3 separate regions of the Homo sapiens genome follow, and regions 2 and 3 are each linked to region 1. A link is an interaction called in ENCODE POLR2A ChIA-PET data of the cell type or tissue named here. Cell type or tissue: GM12878. All regions are shown on one strand.

Region 1 (4,000 bases):
CTGTCTTGTGCCCTGGCCCCTGAGCCAACAGGCACAGATCAGGAGGAGCAGTGTCATGAGTCAGTCAGGCAGTAGAATGGCCTCCCCCTGACCGGAGGACAGATGTCTAGGGCCCAAGTCATTTCTTGTGGATACATGAGACATCACTGTCCTTTAGACTTCTGAAGGATCTGCAACCAAAGGGCCCCAAAGGCAGAGATCCTGAATGGCAAATTTCACTTCAATGTTACAGAGAACAGGAAGCAAGTGCTCACAAAAGGTGTTGTCGAGTTCCTTTCCATGCTTGAAACCCTTTCCTGTGGCTCCCTTTTGCCCTCGGGATAAAGACCAAGCCCCTTAATATGGCAAAGGCTTCAGGACTTGGCTCGTCTACCCTTCCAGCTTCATCTTTCACCATTCCCACCTTGTGTCTACCCAAACTGAACTACTTATTGTTACCTGAAAGAACCATATGGTCTCTCTTAGCCATAGGTCTTCATGTATGCTGTTCCTTCTGCCTTAAATGCTGTTCCTCATCTTGTACCAGAAACCTCCTTTCACCTGTCAGTGGGTCCTTTAAACTTAATCCAGTTATTGCTTACTCCAGGAGGCCTTCCCAAAGTCTTTGGCTAGATTAGGGATCTTTTGTAAATGCCTGTAGCAATGAGCTTCTTGAAGATAGGGATCGGGACCTCATTTAGCCAAGATTCTGGCAGAAAATCATTGTCAATCAATGTTGAATGGACAAACAAATGTGAACGTCTGAGAAAAAAACACCTAGCAGGATAGCTGTAAAGGGGAGTGGAATGTTCTAACGTTTCCAAGTTCCAAGATTCAACATTCTCTAATTCTGGGCTGAAGATTCACTCCCCTCCATCCGAAGCCCACTCTCCAGCTAGCTCCTCCGCCCTGTGCCCTCTGAGTGTTTGTTCTCAGGCAGGCACACACACATGTTCTGAACATAACCGGGAAAGCAATTTACAAGAAATAATTGCCGGTCGATGTGTGCTTGGGAACAGCGGTGAGCTCAGACTATTTCTGTCTGCGTATCAGCCCACCCAGCATCCTCCCACTGCGGCTGCCCTGGGGGAGGGGCTCCTATCACACAGGGTGGGCAGTTTGTTTCTAATGCAGGACCCAGACTAGCCAACCCCAGTGACAGCCGGCTCTGAGCCTTGATTGAATTCAAAGGAGAGGAGCTGTTGGGGGGCAGGGAGGGGCTTTATGAGGCCTAGGATGTGTAGGTCAGCAAAAGCAGCATGTACATTCCCTTTCTCCAACTGTTGGGGAAATTCTACCAGGTCTTCAGGGCCTTGCTCAGTGTGCGGTCTCCCCCACATCTCTCTGGCTCGGAGTCCTCAAAGCTTGTTTTTGTTCTTGCAGAGGCTGTTGTGCTCAAAGGGTGGTCTCAGACCAGCATCATCAGCATCACCTGGAATTTGTTAGAAATGCAAATTCTGGGGACTTACTCCTGACCTACTGAGTCAGACACTGGGGTAGGAGGCCAGCATTCTGTGTTTTAACAAGCCCTCCACACAGCTGATTCTGATGCAGCCTCGAGTTTGAGAACCACTGCCTTAGGCCGCGGATGACCACTTTAGCGTTTGGAATGCACACAGCATCTCCCCCTTCTGACTGCTAGCAGCCTAAAGGCAAGGGCATTATCAGATTCTTTCCTGAAACCTCCCAGTCTCCCTTGAAAGTGTTCAGAGAAAAGTTGGATTTTTCTGATGAGGATACCAAGGACAGAGAAGGAATTCGTCCTGTGAAGGGTCGCACAGAGCGTCAGGGACTAAACATCCCAATATCACCCAGCCCCACCACATATATACAAGTACCCTAAGCTCTTTCTATAACAAATAACTTGCAGGTCCTGGGCCACACTGGCTCGCTCTCACTATTGTGAACAAGCTGTATTCTGACCATAATGTTTTCTGTTCCTGTCTCACCTGGAAACTTTGAGTCATCTTTGATGATTCAGCTCAGACATCATTTCTTCCTCCCTAAAGCCCCATGAAGGGCCACCACTGGGCCTCCTGGCCATTTGTGTGCCTGCCTTGTCCTCCATGTGAGCCCCTTGAGGGTGAGAACTGTCTGATTCCTCTTGTTTGTGGCAACCTGCACAGGTCCTAGAATAGAATGGATACCACTAAGTGTGCAGTAAATGGACAAGGGTGCTGGGTTTTAAGTGCTGAAAATAGGCTGGGTGCAGTGGCTCACACCTGTAATCCCAACACGTTCAAGGCTAGCCTAGGCAACATAGCAACCACCCGTCTCGATAAAAAAAAAATTTAAAAATTAGCTGGACACAGTGGCACGCACCTGTAGTCACAGTTGCTTGGGAGGCTGAGGCAGAAGGATTGCTTGTGTCAGGAGTTTGAGGTTGCAGTGAGCTATGATCTCCACTGCACTCCAGCCTGGTGACAGAATGAGACTGTCTCAAAAAAAAAATGCTGAAATAAAAGAGCACACACACACACACACACACCACCACCACCACCACCACCAACAACAACAAATGAAGCAAGACCAGAACCAAAATCTCTTGACTTCCAGCCTAGAACACTTCTGTGGGTGACTCACCCTGTCTTGCCACCCCATCATGTACCCTTTGGCTGGCCTCAGGCACAGGTATCTAAGAGTGACTCTTTCACTGTTGCCAAATCCAGCAGCAGGTCATGTCACTGTCTGAAATGTCAAGAGCTGCTTTTGGTGGCTGCTGAGCTGCGTCTCCACAGTCCTTGTCTTGCATTCCGAAGGCGAAGCCTAAAAGCCATCGCCAAAGTTAGGAGAGCAGCCAGGAGGGAGGGCTGACAGTCAGCATCTTGCCCTAAGATTCCTTTGCGATCAGATTAATAATAAGACATGTTAAAAATAATAATAATAGCTAACACATAGTGCTTTCCATTTGCCAACACTTTTCTATGTACTTGCATGGACTTAGTAATTTAGTCCTTCCCCAAGCCCTATTAGAAGATACTACTAAGATTCCAGCTTATATAGATGAGAGGACTGAGGCACAGAGGTTACCTAGCAAGTAAGTGACAGGGGCAGGATTTTAACCAGGCATTTGGCTCCAGAGTTGTTCAGTATTACATAGTTTACTGTTATTGTCCATTTGTAATTTAAAAAGTCTTTTAGCAGGAATACTATGTTATCATCCATTGGTCATTTAAAAAGTCTTTTAACAGGCCAGGTGTGGTGGCTCACATCTGTAATCCCAGCACTTTGGGAGGCCAAGGCAGGCGGATCACTTGAGGTCAGGAGTTCAAGACCAGCCTGGCCAACATGGTGAAACCCCGTCTCCACTAAAAATACAAAAATTAGCCAGGCATGGTGGCACACACCTGTAGTCCCAATTACTTGGGAGGCTGAGGTGGGAGGATCACTTGAACCCGGAAGGCGGAGGTTGCACTGAGCTGAGATCATGCCATTGCACTCTAGCCTAAGTGACAGAGCAAAACTCCGTCTCAAAAAAAAAAAAAGTCTTCTAGTAATTTAATGTTTACGAAGTGAGTTCAAATCCATCACCTCATTGAACACTTGCAATAACCCAGCAAGGGGACTGAGGCTCAGGAAGACAAGGGACTTTATCAAGGCCACACAGTGGCAGAGTCCACCCTCTGGAGCCTGTATTCAGTCTGATAACCATTCATTCATTCATTCATTCTTCTTCTTTTTTTGTGATGAGGTCTTGCCCAGGCTGGAGTGCAGTGGTGTGATCATAGCTCACTGCAGCCTCGACCTCCAGGGCTCAACTGATTCTCCTGCTTCAGCCTCCCAAGTAGCTGCAACTACAGGTATAAGCCACCACATGTGGCTAATTTTTAAATTTTTTGTAGAGTCTGGGTCTCACTGTGTTGCCCAAGCTGGTCTTGAATAAGTGGGCTCAAGTGATCCATCCACCTTGTCCTCCCAAAGCTCTAGGACTACAGGCGTGAACTGCCGCGCCCTGCCCCTATTCATTCTCTCACTTAGCACTCACTCCTTCATCTACCTAAGAAATAGAATGACGCCTGAG
Region 2 (4,000 bases), 59 kb before region 1:
TCCAGAGGCTGAGGCAGGAGAATCCCTTGAAACCGGGAGGCGGAGGTTGCAGTGAGCCAAGATTGCGCCGCTGTACTCCAGCCTGGGCAAAAGAGGGAAACTCCGTCTCAATAAATAAATAAATAAGTACAAAACAAAACCAAGATGCCATAACAGAAAAGATTGATAAATTCAGCTATGTAGAAATAAAAAATGTAAGGCAAAAGTCACCATAAGTAGAGTCAGATAACAAATGACTATATGTATATATGTATGCATTTCATATAGGAAAATGAATAATGTTTATATTTGTATTCAGAGCTGAAATCAATAAGAACAAAACCCAAGGGGAAAAATGCACAAAAGATGTGAACTGATAGTTCACAGAAAAAGAAATAGAAATGGCTCTTCAATGCTCACTCTTACTTATAATAATAAGATAAAGGCAAATTAGAATTTCTTTGAAATTACCATTTCTCATCTGTCAGATTGGCAAAGATCTATGATTGATAAGATACTGTGTGGAAAGGAGGGGTGATGTTGAACAGGTATGCTCATATTTTGTTGTTGGGAGTGTAATTGGGATAACTTCTATGGAGGATAATTTAACGGTGGCATTTATAACTTGTCTGAATGCATGTTCCCTTTGACCCAGCAATTTCCCTTTTTTTATTTCAGCAATTTCACTTTTAAAAGTTTAATTTATACACATGCTCAAGCCTTACTTGTAATAGCAAAAGATTGAAAACAACTTAATGTTTTATTTTTATTTTATTTATTTATAGAGACAGGGTCTCACTCTATTGCCCAGGTTGGAGTACAGTGGCCCAATCATCATTCGCTGCATCCTTGAACTCTGGAGCTCAAGCCATCCTCACACCTCAGCTTCCCAAGTAGCTGATACTATAGGCATGGCAGAAAAAATGAAAAAAAAAATTAACTTTTTGTACAGACGGGGTCTGGTTGATGTTGTCTAGGCTGGTCTCAAACTCCTGGCTTCAAGCAATCCATCTGTCTCAGCTTTCCAAAGCACTGGGATTATGGGCGTGAGCCACTGTACCTGGCTTAAATGTTTATTAATACAGACCTGGTTAAATAACAGTGTAGTTATACAATGCATAATCTACAGCCTTAAAAAGGAATGAGAAAGCTTTTTGTCTACTAATAGGGAAATAGCTTCAAAATCTACTGTTAAGTGAAAAAGCAATGCCCTAAATAGAATGTATTGCATGCTAATATTCCTGTAAGAACTGATGATAGTAATATCCGTTCCTAATTGCTTATATATGCATAAAATATCCCCAGAAGAATTTAACAGAAACTTAAATCATTTCTGCAATGAAGAAAACTGGATGGCCAGAGACAGGTAGGAGGAAGATTTTCATAGTGTATAATCTTTTGTATCTTTTTATTTATTTTTTATTTATTTTTACTTTTTTGAGACAGTCTTGTTCTGTCGCCCAGGTTGGAGTGCAGTGGCCCAATCTCTACTCACTGCAACCTCTACCTCACAGGTTCAAGTGATTCTCCTGCCACAGCCTCCCAAGTAGCTGAGACTACAGGTGCCGACCACCACACCTGGCTAATTTTTGTTTTTGTTTTTGTTTTTTGAGGCAGAGTCTCACTTTGTCACCCAGGCTGGAGCACAGTGGCACAATCTCGGCTCACTGCAACCTCTGCTTCCTGGGTTCAGGCAATTCTCCTGCCTCAGCCTCCTGAGTAGCTGGGATTATAGGCGCGTGACACCACGCCTGCCTAATTTTTGTATTTTTAGCAGAGACAGGGTTTCACCATGTTAGCCAGGCTGGTCACAAACTCCTGACCTCAAGTGATCCACCTGCCTCAGCCTCCCAAAGGGCTGGGATTACAGGTGTGAACCACCACACCCGACCTGATTTTTTTTAATCATGAAAATATATAACCTATTTTTAAAGTAAATCAATAATTTTAAAAGTAGTAATTTAGAGTCACTTATTCTACAAGTAAAAATAATTTTTACAATGAGAAATGGCTTTATTGATGTTCTAATTTTTTTTTTTAAGACAAGGTTTGTTCTGTCACCCTGGTTGGAGTGCAGTGGCACAGTCATGGCTCACTGCAGCCTCAACCTCTTGGGCTCAAGCAATCCTCCTGTCTCAGTCTCCCGAGTACCTCAGACTACAGGCACAAACCACCATGCTTGGCTAATGTAAAACAAAGTTGTTGCCGGGCACAGTGGCTCAAGGCTGTATCCCAGCACTTTGGGAGGCCAAGGAGCCAGGCAGATCACTTGAGGTCAGGAGTTTGAGACCAGCCTGGCCAACATGGCCAACATCTCTACTAAACCCCATCTCTACTAAAAAATACAAAAACTAGCCAGCTGTGGTGGTGGGTGCCTGTAATCCTAGCTACTTAGGAGGCTGAGGCAGGAGAATCACTTGAACCCGGGTGGCGGAGGTTGCAGTGAGCCGAGATCGCACCACTGCACTCCAGCCTGGGCGACAGAGCAAAACTCCTTCTTAAAAAAAAAATTTTTTTTAATGTTCTAATTTTAAAAGGGTCTGTACAGTTGTTGTTTTTTTTTTTAGTTTTTGTTGAGTTAATTAGAATCAGGGAGCCAAGATCGTGCCCCTGCACTCCAGCCTGGGTGACAGAGTGAGACCCTGTCTCAAAAAACAAACAACAACAACAAAGACTAAGGAGCACTGTACCAGGAGTCAGGATTGAATTCTAGTCCCTGGCTCTGATACTGGGGAGGTGTGATTTGATGACCTTTAGGCATTTGGCACCCTGAGATGCTGAGGCCTTGGACAAATCTTTCCTCTCCCTTTGGGGATAGGGGCTTGGTTTGATCATCTGTAAAATGTCCTGAGGGAGTAAGTGGTCAGGAGGGGTGAACTTCAAGCTCTCCACCAGTTCTAACATTCTGGCTCTGTGCTTAATCTCTGTCACCCGGGCTGGAGAGCAGTGGCATGACCTCAGCTCACTGCAACCTCCACTTCCTGGGTTCAAGCCATTCTTCCACCTCAGCTTCCTGAGTATCTGGGACTACAGGCATGCACCACCATGCCCAGCTAATTTTTGTCTTTTTAGTAGAGACGGGGTTTTGCCATGTTGGCCAGGCTGGTCTCGAACTCCTGGACTCAAAGGATCTGCCTGTCTCCGGCTCCCAAAGTGTTGAGATTACAGGCGTGAGCCATTGCACCTGGCCCCTAGAGTCTTGATTTATTTAGGCACCTATGACTCCAGGGTAGACAGGAAGTATCTAATATTTAACAAGGGCCATAAGAATTCTGAGATATTACGAGTATACGTGGAAAGTCCTCTTGACATGATGGCTCCAAAACCTCATAGGGGAGCTGGTAAGAACTCCTGACTATGGAATTAGAAATTATTATTATTATTTTATTTAGAGATGGAATCTTGCTCTGTCGCCCAGGCTGGAGTACAGTGGTGCGATCTTGGCTCACTGCAACCTCTACCTCCTGGATTCAAATGATTCTCCTTCCTTGGCCTCCCGAGTAGCTGGGATTATAAGTGTGCACCACCACACCCGGCTACTTTTTTTGTATTTTCAGTAGAGATGGAGTTTCACCATGTTGGCCAGGCTGGTCTCAAACTCCTGACTTCAAGTGATCTGCCCACCTCAGCCTCCCAAAGTACTGAGATTACAGGCATGAGCCACCACTCCCGGCTAATTTCTGTTTTTTTAGTAGAGATGGGGTTTTACCCTGTTGGCCAGGTTGGTCTTCAACTCCTGGCCTCAAGGGATCCACCCGCCTCAGCCTCCTAAAGTGCTGGGATTACAGGCATGAGCCACCATGCCAGCCTGGAATCAGAACTTATATACCCAGAGAAGAAAAAGGTAGATTAAAAAGCAATTAAGTATCTTTTCAACCTATCTTGATTGAAAGGAACAACAAAATGAACGTTTGGTACAGAAAGAAAACAAACTCCTTGGACCTATATGTGTATGTATATATGTACAGTGATGTAAACCAGGCCTTCTTTTTTTTTTTTTTTTGAGATGAAGTCTCACTCT
Region 3 (4,000 bases), 160 kb before region 1:
GGGAGTCCTCAGAACCTGTGGGTACAGTAAAAAGAAAACGACTTTAGGGCAGAGACAGTTTAATGTAGCTAAAGAGGCAGTTTTCGATTTATGAGTGAACAACTCTGCTTCTGGGTAATGTAGTAGGAAGGACCGGATAAGCCTCCAGGTGGGAGTTCAGGTGGGTACAAGGCAGTTTTCTCGGTCACATCCCATTCATTGAATTATTCTTCTTTATCTGACACAGAAGAGCTTTTACTGCATTGCCTTTTTGTGGTATGCAGTGAGTTTTCATCAAACAATACAAGAGAAGGAGCTGGGTGCGGTGGCTCATGCCTGTAATCCCAGCACTTTGAGAGGCCAAGGCGGGTGAGTTCGAGACCAGTCTGGCCAAAATTGTGAAACCCAGCCTCTACTAAAAATACAAAAATTAGCTGGGCATGGTGGCGTGTTCCTGTAGTCCCAGTTACTCGGGAGGCTGAGGTAGGAGAAATGCTTGAATCTGGGAGGTGTAGGTTGTGGTGAGCTGAGATCGTGTCACTGCACTCCAGCCTGGGCAACAGAGTGAGACTCCGTCTCCAAAAAAAAAAAAAAAACCCAAGCGAAAATCTCACTAAATGTTACTACTTCTGCTATAAGGATATTAGTAAAAACAACTCTCACATATCCTATATAAGGCCCTTTATAGTATGTCCCCTATTAAGGTCCAATAGAAGAAATTTAATTCATAGTTAACTTCTCATAAAAAATTCTCTCCCCTCCCCATCTCCCCTGACAAGGATATGGAATGTTTCCCTCTTATATGGAGAACCATGTCGCTTTTTACTTGCAGCAGAGCCACAAAAATCCCTATGCATGGCCTACAAGTCTACATTTGACTATTTTCCCTCTATCCTAGAATTTTTTTTTTTCTTTTTGAGACAGAGTCTCACTCTGTCACCCAGGCCAGAGTGCATGGTGCCATCACAGCTCACTGCAGCCTTGCTTTCTGGGCTCAGATGATGCTGCCACCTCAGCCTCCCAAGTAGCTGGGACTACAGGAGCACACCACAACACCTGGCTAATTTCTTTTACATCTTTTATAGAAACTAGGTTTCGCCATGTTGCCCAGGCTGGTCTCAAACTCCCGGGCTCAAGCGATCCACTCACCTCAACTTCAGAAAATGCTGGGATTATAGGGATGAGCCATTATGCCCGGCCCCTATAATTTTTGAAAAATTATTTTTCCTTACTTCTAATTAAAACTAAAAGTAGGCCAGGCACAGTGGCTCACACCTGTAAGCCCAGCACTTTGGGAGGCCGAGGTCGGTGGATCACCTGAGGTCAGGGGTTCAAGATCAGCCCAGCCAAAATGGTGAAACCCTGTCTCTACTAAAAATACGAAAATTAGCCAGGTGTGGTGGTGCAGGCCTATAGTCCCAGCTACTCTGGAGGTTGAGGCAAGAGAATCGCTTGAACCTGGGAGGTGGAGGGTGTGGTGAGCCGAGATCGCACCACTGCACTCCAGCCTGGGTGACAAAGTGAGACTCCATCTCAAAAAAAAAAAAAAAAAAAAAAAAAAAAAAAAAAAAAAAATATATATATATATATATATATATATATATATATATATACACATATATATACACACTTTACTATTAAAGTGGTTCTGTGTATTTCTTGTGTCAAATCATTTGTGGAATGAGTTTATATTAATAAATAATTAGGCCACGCTTGATGGCTGACGCCTGTAATGCCAGCACTTTGGGAGGAAGAGGCAGGCAGATCGTTCGAGCCTAGGAGTTTGACACCAGCCTGGCCAACATGATGAAACCCCATCTCTACAAAAAATACAAAAAAAAGCCAGGTATGGTGACGTGCACTTGTAGTCCTAGCTACAAGCTGAGGCAGGAGGATCATCTGAGCCTGGACGTCAAGGTTGCAGTGAGCTGTTACTATGCCACTGCACTCCAGCTCCAGTGATAGAGACAGACCTTGTCTCTAAATAAATAAATAAGAGTTACATCGTAGCTTTCAAAGAATAATATAGAACCTGATTCAAACACTTTGCTTCTTCAGAAACCATGGGTGCTGGCAGCGACATCTTGAACAACAGAATTTTGGGTGAATGAGAATTGGGCACCGGAATGTACCATAAACAGTGGATCTACTTAAGACCTTTTACTCAACAAATGGACTCACTGTAGTCTCCTAATCTTTAAATTCCTTGAGGTGAGAACAGTGTCTCATTCACCACTATTATTCAGTGTCTAGTTACACCATGCTCATTCTGAAAGAATACCTTAAGTTGGCCGGGCACAGTGGCTTATGCCTGTAATCCCAGCACTTTGGGAGGCTTAGGCGGGCGGATCACCTGAGGTCAGGAGTTTGAGACCAGCCTGGCCAACATGGTGAAACCCCGTCTCTACTAAAAAAAAATAATAATAATACAAAAATTAGCCGGGCATGGTGGCAGGTGCCTGATATCTCAGCTACTCGGGAGGCTGAGGCAGGAGAATCGCTTGAACCCAGGAGGCGGAGGTTCCAGTGAGCCGAGATCGCGCCACTGTACTCCAGCCTGGGGAACAAGAGCGAGACTTCGTCTCAAAAAAAAAAAAAAAAAAAAAAAAAGAATACCTTAAGTTTATAACCTAAGATGGCCTTACATTTTAAGTCAGTGTTCTTAAAAATCACTTTAATACACAATTTAGAAATATCTTTCCTGGGAAATGAGAATTTCACTTAAAGAAAAAAAACACAGTTCTTTTTTTTTGGTACATACGATTCTTGCTGCAGACATGTTGCATGGCCCAAACTGCCCATAGCTGAACTCCTGGTGTTGTGAAACAGCCAAGTAATGGGAAAAATGGATTAAAGGACCTAAAGGTTCAAAAGAAAAGAATCAAAGTTACATCCCATATTTAGCGTAATTTCCTAAAGCAGTGATTCCTAAACTTTTCATTTTCAAAATTTTATCCTATTATATTTAGACTAATATAAATGAGCTATAGAATATCATTTCTTTGTCTTAACCATTTCAGAGAAGACTGCATTCAGACATGACTCAGTACAGAAGATGGAAGGTGATTAGAACATGGTAGTGAAAGAGAAAAAATTTTTCCAAAAGCACTTTTTAGTCTTAAAGATACACATTTGAAGATAAGTAGATCTTGGTTTGGAAACTAAGAAATAGAGAAATTAGGTGATAACTAACTAGTAGAACACTATGAAAAAGATGTATAATTATCCCTTCTATTTTCTACTGGTCTGAATAAAAATAGGTGGAACATAAGTTGGAGAAATAAAAAAAATGTTGGCAACATCAGCATTTATGAACCAAACAAAAAAAATAAGTTGAATAAAAATTAAATACTTCAGGTAATTAGTAATTTAATTATCAAGTTATCTAATTACAAACAGAGTTAGGCATCCAGTATGCACTTCTTAATTTTTGTTATTTATTTATTTATTTATTTTGATACGGAGTCTCGCTCTGTCGCCCAGGCTGGAGTGCAGTGGCGCGATCTCAGCTCACTGCAACCTCCGCCTCCTGGGTTCACGGCATTCTCCTGCCTCAGCCTCCCAAGTAGCTGGGACTACAGGCGCCTGCCACCACGCCCGGCTAATTTTTTTGTATTTTTAGTAGAGACGGGGTTTCACCACGTTAGCCAGGATAGTCTCGATCTCCTGACCTCGTGATCTGCCCGCCTCGGCCTCCCAAAGTGCTGGGATTACAGGCATGAGCCACCATGCCCGGCCTATTTATTTATTTTTACATTTATTTATTTATTTGAGACAGGGTCTCACTCTGTTGCTCAGGCTGGAGTGCAGTAAGGCGATCTCAACTCATTGCAGCCTCAACCTTCCAGGCTCAAGCGATTCTCCCACCTTAGCCTCCCAAGCAGCTTGGACTACAGGGATGTGCCACCACAACTGGCTAATTTTTTATTTTTTGTAGAGACGGGGTCTCACTATGTTGCTCAGGCTGAGCTCAAGTGATCTACCTGCCTTGGCCTTCCGAAGTGGTGGGACTACAGGTGTA

The links. ChIA-PET counts read pairs that join two places held together with the same protein. Peaks named below come from ENCODE experiments on the same cell type or tissue, not always from the same donor. Only the 100,000 strongest peaks of a DNase experiment are listed, where the experiment ranks them.
Region 2: POLR2A ChIA-PET joins it to region 1 with 5 read pairs; 3 of 35 experiments call an interaction of 5 or more read pairs at or near these places.
Region 3: POLR2A ChIA-PET joins it to region 1 with 6 read pairs; 5 of 35 experiments call an interaction of 5 or more read pairs at or near these places.

The regions. Positions count from the first base shown.
Region 1 is chr1:52,657,509-52,661,508 of GRCh38, reverse strand. It overlaps a transcript of SHISAL2A not described here. Among named protein-coding and RNA genes, the nearest start is that of SHISAL2A, 26 kb to the right of the region's middle. In GM12878, no CTCF peak of the experiment used is centred here; a DNase peak (open chromatin) is centred at 1,963.
Region 2 is chr1:52,716,663-52,720,662 of GRCh38, reverse strand. No RefSeq gene overlaps it. Among named protein-coding and RNA genes, the nearest start is that of ZYG11B, 7.8 kb to the left of the region's middle. In GM12878, no CTCF peak of the experiment used is centred here; no DNase peak of the experiment used is centred here.
Region 3 is chr1:52,815,370-52,819,369 of GRCh38, reverse strand. ZYG11B (zyg-11 family member B, cell cycle regulator) reads right to left here. Exons shown (of 14, transcript NM_024646.3): 13 at 2,741-2,838. Among named protein-coding and RNA genes, the nearest start is that of ZYG11A, 25 kb to the left of the region's middle. In GM12878, no CTCF peak of the experiment used is centred here; no DNase peak of the experiment used is centred here.